Regions from separate parts of the Homo sapiens genome. Here region 1 is linked to region 2. Evidence: chromatin contacts called from ENCODE Hi-C or POLR2A ChIA-PET data. All regions are on one chromosome and are shown on one strand. The core of a region is the stretch at or near the end of the contact, and the rest is flanking DNA. Distances in the headings are between cores, read along the strand shown. Region 1 has its middle 32 kb from the start of TLR5. Region 2 overlaps CAPN8 (calpain 8).

Region 1 (3,210 bases), core at 384-2,883, 450 kb before region 2:
CTAACCTGTACAATGTGCACATGTACCCTAAAACTTAAAGTATAATAATAAAAGAAAAACAAAACTTAAAAAAAAATTACGTATCGTTTAAAGTACTTAACTCTTTACCCCAGAAACTTTTAAGTAAAATTCATACTTCACGAACATGTCTCAATATTGCAGCATTGTTTATAATTTCAAAGAAATGGGGAAAGGCGAGTTATCTAACAATGGGGAATTGGCTAAATAAATTATGATACATTTACTTCTTGGAATACATGCAGTCATTAAATATAATGTTCTTGATGCACATTTAAGGTATATATAATATACATATTTGCAAACATTTTATGTTTTACACTTTAGAGCTGTCCTTAAAGAAATGTAACTGTTCTAAAAACAGAATCAAATGTTCTTGACAGAAGGACTTTTTTCCTGTAAGTTATTGATCTTCTTTAGTGTCAATATATACAGGAAACAACCACCCTCAATTGTAATAAGAGGATCTTGTGCAGGTATGACTGCAGGATTATCATCTATAGCAAAGCAGCATGTCACAGACACTTTTAAAAACCTAAAAACTTTATCTTCCTTCTTGCTTTGAAAAATCAACCAAGGAGTAATGCAGTGAACACCAAGATTTGAGGAAAAATGAACTCATGAACCATTATATGAAAAAAAAATCATGTTACAGTTTACATAATGAGATCTCAATTTTATTAAAAAAACAAAACCTATATCCCTGTGTATGAAGATATATGCATATGAAAAAACTGTCTGACAAGAAATTCCTGTGTGTATTCCACAGCGTACCCAACTGTTGATGACGTCTCTGTTATTGGGAACTTACAGTGGATGGGAAGACCAGAAAAATATATATGAAAAGCCAGACCATGACCTAGGGAGGAGTTAAACAGAGGACAGGAGTACTGGTATTTGGTGGTTAGGCACACTGCTCTCAATGCCTAACAGTCCTGGGTTCAAATCCAGATACTGTCCCTTGCCAGATGAAACCTTGGGCAGGTTACTTCTTTCAGCCTAAATTTCTTCATCTGTAAGTATCAGTTGAGCACAAATATATTAATATTGTAAAGTGCTTAGTAAAGTGCTTCAGATCAGCTGGCTACAAATTTGGGGTCCTTGACAAACGGGGGTTTTATAGCAAGAGCTCAGTAAATGGTATTTTTTAAATAAAAAATCTACTTCATTGAGTTATTGAGGGGTACACACAATAAAATGTACTGGGCCCTACAAATTATGTAGCTGTAGTTGCTTCTACCATCGCCATAGGTTAGATTTGACTTTTCTATAGTTTCTATAAATAGGATCATAAGTATGTACTTCTTTCACTTGGTCTAATAGTTTTGAGATTCACCTAGGTTGTTGCATTTACCAACATCAGCTTTATTCCTGATAGCCAAAACCTGGCAACACTCCAAATGTCCATCGGCAGGTGAATGGCGCGTAGTGCAGAATTAACCAAACAGAGGTCTGGTCTTTGTCTTGGGCCACTGGCAGGTGATCTCTAGACCCCTGAAGTCTCCTGCAATAGGAGTGTCATCGTTTGCCTGGGGGCTTTGGCCAGCAACAGCCTAATGATGTGATTTATGATGGGCCTTTGGAACACACAGTATTTGCTCTGGCCTCTGGGAGGAGCTGGAGACTAAAGGCCAGGTGCTTGGGCAGTGTGTGATTGAGCCCCATTAAAAGCTCTGGACACCAAATCTCGGTTGAACTTCCAAGATCCACAGTACTCTGTGCACATTGCCACATATCGATGATGGGAAGGCAACATGTTCTTGGGGGCGTGGAAGCTTCATATTTGAAACTCTCCCAGATTCTGCCCTATGCAGTAGAAGCTTTGGCTATTTCTAATTTGTATTCTTTCACTGTCATAAAACTGTAATTTTAAGTATAGGGCTTTCCCAAGTTCTGTTACTTGTTCTAGCAAATTGTCAAGCCTGAGAGTGGTTGTGGAGACCTCTGAATTTGTAGCCAGCTGATCTGAAGTGAGGGTAACCCTGGGGACCCCCACACTTGGCATCTGAGGAGAGGGCAGTCTTATGGGGACTGTTCACCCAGACTTAGCAGTTTGGCAAGCTCATTGCAAATGGCTGAGAAAATTTTTGTTTATCCATGGAATACAATGTAGTATTACTTAGAGATTGAGAAAAGAGGAACAGGCTACTGATGCGTATGAGACAGAGACGAATCTCAAAAAGCATTGTGCTGAGGGAGTGTGATTTTTAATGCAGGAACTCAGCAACATGTGACAAGGGACCCCATGCACTTATTGCACAAGAAATGCTGTTTTCACAGGAAATTGGAATCACCATGGCCTGCAAAGCAGAAGAGTGTCAGAGGCAAGTTAAACTTGCTCAGGGCCTGAGAGATAGAGATGGGGAGTTGAAGGGGGCGCCTTCTTCTTAGGCAGACAGAAGTTACCTTGGGAAGACAAGCCTGGCAGGAGCATGAGCATTGAGGAGTTACGGAAGGTATGGCTGGAAATGTGGAACATTGGAAGCTAGTGGAAATTTGGATTTACCCTGTAGGACATGTGGAAGCCCCAGAGTTTTCAGAGCTGGAAGGGGGTTTCCCTGTGACAAAAATAGGTTTGGATGAATTTGTTTTATATCATTGTAACAGGCTGAAAAAAATTTGAGACAAAATATGCTTTTCTCTAATGGAGAATAATTGGGATGGTTAGAAAAAAGGATATTAGCTCTGGATATAGGAATAAACAATAAAACAATAAAGTGTTTTTCAAACTTTTCTAGACAGTGACCCAATCAAAAAGTACATTTTATATCAATACGCAGTACACATGCACATAAACACATACATACATGTGAAACAAATTTCATGAAACAATATTTCCTTTTCTTATGGGCAGTGCATCTGAAATGTTCTATTTCATTCTGCTGCGTTCTATTCTATTATGTTCTATTCTATTTCTTTTTTAAACAATGCTAGTCATAGGTGACTAAACATATTCCGTCCTAATATGGCCACCCCTCCAGAAGACCAGGACACTCCCAGTTCTGCAGAGGCATGGCCATGGGTGTGGCAGAGAGCATGGGATGGGAGTGGGAGAGCAGGTGTGGGGACTGGCTCTGTCTTTCAGGTTACGTGGCTTCAGGCATAGCTCATCATCTCTGACCTCTGACCCCTGCTATAGGCCAAATACCTGTGTTCTTCTCCAAATTAATATGTTGACACCTAATCCCCAGG
Region 2 (2,927 bases), core at 67-2,566:
GGAGGCGGAGGTTGTGATGAGCAGAGATCGTGCCACTACACTCCAACCTGGGGAACAGAGCAAGGCCCTGTCTCAAAAAAACACACAAAATAGCACCAAAAAATTACATAAAATGACCCAGCTCAGGGAGGATAAGCTGGAGGAGGTTGGGCCAAGGCAGCCCTTCACCTTACCTGGGTAGTTCTGGCAGCCCCCAGCTGTGGAGCCCCGGGTCCAGTGGCCGTTGAACAGGACCAGGTTCCATTTGTGCACCTCCTCGCTACTCAGAGAGTCCGGGGACAGGTTGCAGATCTCCAACCGAGAGAACTGCCTCACGAAATCTGAAAGTGACATCCTGGGGCAGAGGCACCAGAGGGCTCTCAGTGAAGAGGGCTGGGTTGTGATTAAAGGCACGCATACTGAGCACGGGAAGGAGCCCTGTGGCACAGGCCCTAGAGGCCGTGGGCTAGCTTGATCTTTCCTACAGCACACTGATACAAACACGCAGAGACAACAGTCCACATTCTTCACTAGCGCTAGCTTCTTGGCTCTTACAGGGAGCCCCACACACATATCTTAACAACCAAGCAAAGGATCTGAACTGTAAACTGCAAAAGACCCCAGGAGGTCATCTCAACAAAGCCTCTGCCTCTAGATTGGGTTAAGTCTAAGCTCACAAGAGGTTTCTTTTTGTTTAATTCGGAGTGATGTCCAGCTAAGCCGTACCATATTCAAGGAGTATCCTTATTATCTTCCTTAGCTCACTAGCAAAGGAAGTTCTCCCATATTGATGGTAGGTAAATCTTAGCTTAAAGAGATAGAAGCAGTGCTCTCAGTTCATTGGAAAGATAATAGAACTGAGAAAGACAGGCTGATAGCTAAGCCAGGTTGAGGGCCTAGATATCATGGTTTCAGTGCTTTAGACGTGCTGGTATAGAGGTGGAATTATACCAGGACAAAAGGAGAAGAATGAATTCACCATGATCAGGAACCATGTCGCCTTCCTGGAAGACCCAGAGACCTAGAGTTCACATCAGAACTGAAAATGGACCCATCACCAATGGGACAGCGCTTCAGCAGAAAACTCTCTCACCAGAATTCTCCATCCTCAACTTTCTTGTCCAGTTCTTCCTTCCGCCGGGGGTCTATGTGATTCCACTCTGGTGCACTGAGGGGAAAACAAGCAGAGATGCTCGCTCCTGAGAGGTTCTACAAGCAGGGCAAGCTGTTTACTGCAGCTAAGCTTCCCCCTAAGAGCCAGAAACAAAATACCAAAAGCACTGCAGGCAGACAGAAAGGCAGAATGGACAGTGTGGCGCGAGCACACTGTCTGGGGAAGGGACACAGACCCAGGACACGGACTCCATGGGCACTAGCACGATGGCCTTGGACATGTGCCAGGAACATTATGACTCAAACATTATGCTCTAATTTTTACTCTCTAGGGCAAATTTGACATTTCTAATTAAGACTCCCAGGCCCCTGTTTGCAGGAATGGGGAGGCCCAGGAGAGAACGTGGATGAGTTCTCGTCACTGGAAAGGCAGGCACTCCAGTACCCATTAGTCACTTATCACTCTGGCTTATCCAGCAGTCTAGGGTGAATATGCTGACAGAGTCTAACCAGCTCTGGGGACATGGACATGGTTCACTTCCTTACACCCACGAGAATGATCATCCAGCCCAGTTTTACGGCAATTTCCCAGAAGAAACGTCACCCTGTGAGACCTCCTGCTGGTGGCCTTTCAAGGGCAATATCTATGCACTTTGTTTGAATGCCATCTCCAGCTTCCTGACCTTTACGAAGTTAGGTTTTCCTGAAATATGTATGTGACATCTAAGTAACAGAGCAGTATCAAGATCCATCTTTAAAAAAAAAAAAATCCCTGCCTGAATACCTTCAGCAAAACCTAAGCACCTTCTCTCCCCAGCATAAGAGCTGGGGCACACTCCAGCGCAGCCTCTTCCTCCAAGCCAGGCTTTAAGACCCCGGGGGTCAGCACGACAATTCCCAGAGCCTCTTCAATTCATTGAAACATTAATTTGATTAAAACCAAATCTCAGAATGTGCTTGTTATAAACAAAGATTAGGGCAGGAGTTGGAAAATTCCAGATCTGACCTACTGCTCCAATTTCTTTTTTTTACTTTTTTTTTTTTTTTTTAAGTAAAATCTCACTAATCCCTGGGCTGAGCTTAGGGATGTTGCCTTAGAGATTCGGCACCCTCCTCCTCCAATAGCTGATATATATAATTATCCCAGGTTGCATCTCCAGCTGGTAGGGCCTCCAGGACTTGACAGTCACCACCTCCCGCCTGCCAGGGAGCGGGTGCTCAGGGAAAGGAGAGAAAGTCAAACAAGCCCTTTGGACAGCTCGGTAGTGACTTTTGGTAAGAATGGCCCACATTCAGGGTTTCAATTTCACGTGGCCCTGTCATCCTTTTAGGGAAGTTGGCGGAACTGAGGTTTTGGGTTTTGCTCAATCTTACACAGTAGAATGAAAAATCCTTCCTACAGGAGGCTCATGTGTGGCCCTAGAGACACGTGTTTCTTCGTGACACAACCTGAAGGGAGTTACTGCCCCTCTGCGTGGTCATGACATGAGCAGTCATGATGCTGTGATTAAACTTGGCGATGTCCCCTTCGAAAGCCCTGGTGGCATCACAGAGTACCGACAGCACTTGAGGATTAAGGACGTATTGGGAGGGGGCATTATTGTGACCATTTTCATTTCTGGTGGTTCTTTGTCCATGAGACTGGCTAATTATTTTTTTTTTTTAAATGGAGTCTTGCTCTGTTGCCCAAGCTGGAATGCAGTGGCCCAATCTCGGCTCACTGCAACCTCCAACTCCTGGGTTCAAGCGATTTCCAGCTAATTTTTGTACTTTTAGTAGAGACGGGGTTTCACCATGTTGGTCAGGCTGGTCTCGAACTCCTGAGCTCAAGTGAT

Evidence for each region. A loop is a pair of places that touch in the nucleus more often than their neighbours do. ChIA-PET counts read pairs that join two places held with the same protein, here RNA polymerase II (POLR2A). Pooled maps may share reads with other maps.
Region 1: a loop to region 2 is called in a pooled map, with 3 times the contacts of the local background. The contact joins two enhancer-like sites. A Hi-C loop is called at or near these places in 1 of 168 maps with a recorded cell type or tissue (MCF 10A) and 7 of 50 pooled maps. POLR2A ChIA-PET finds 5 or more read pairs at or near these places in 1 of 52 experiments (GM12878).

The regions. Positions count from the first base shown.
Region 1 is chr1:223,173,583-223,176,792 of GRCh38, forward strand. No RefSeq gene overlaps it. Among named protein-coding and RNA genes, the nearest start is that of TLR5, 32 kb to the left of the region's middle. Within about 2 kb of position 1,634, at least 4 of the 41 ENCODE cell types and tissues checked have a DNase peak (open chromatin) inside an H3K27ac peak, as active enhancers do.
Region 2 is chr1:223,619,120-223,622,046 of GRCh38, forward strand. CAPN8 (calpain 8) reads right to left here. Exons shown (of 21, transcript NM_001143962.2): 8 at 1,073-1,147; 9 at 174-334. Among named protein-coding and RNA genes, the nearest start is that of CAPN8, 45 kb to the right of the region's middle. Within about 2 kb of position 1,317, at least 2 of the 41 ENCODE cell types and tissues checked have a DNase peak (open chromatin) inside an H3K27ac peak, as active enhancers do.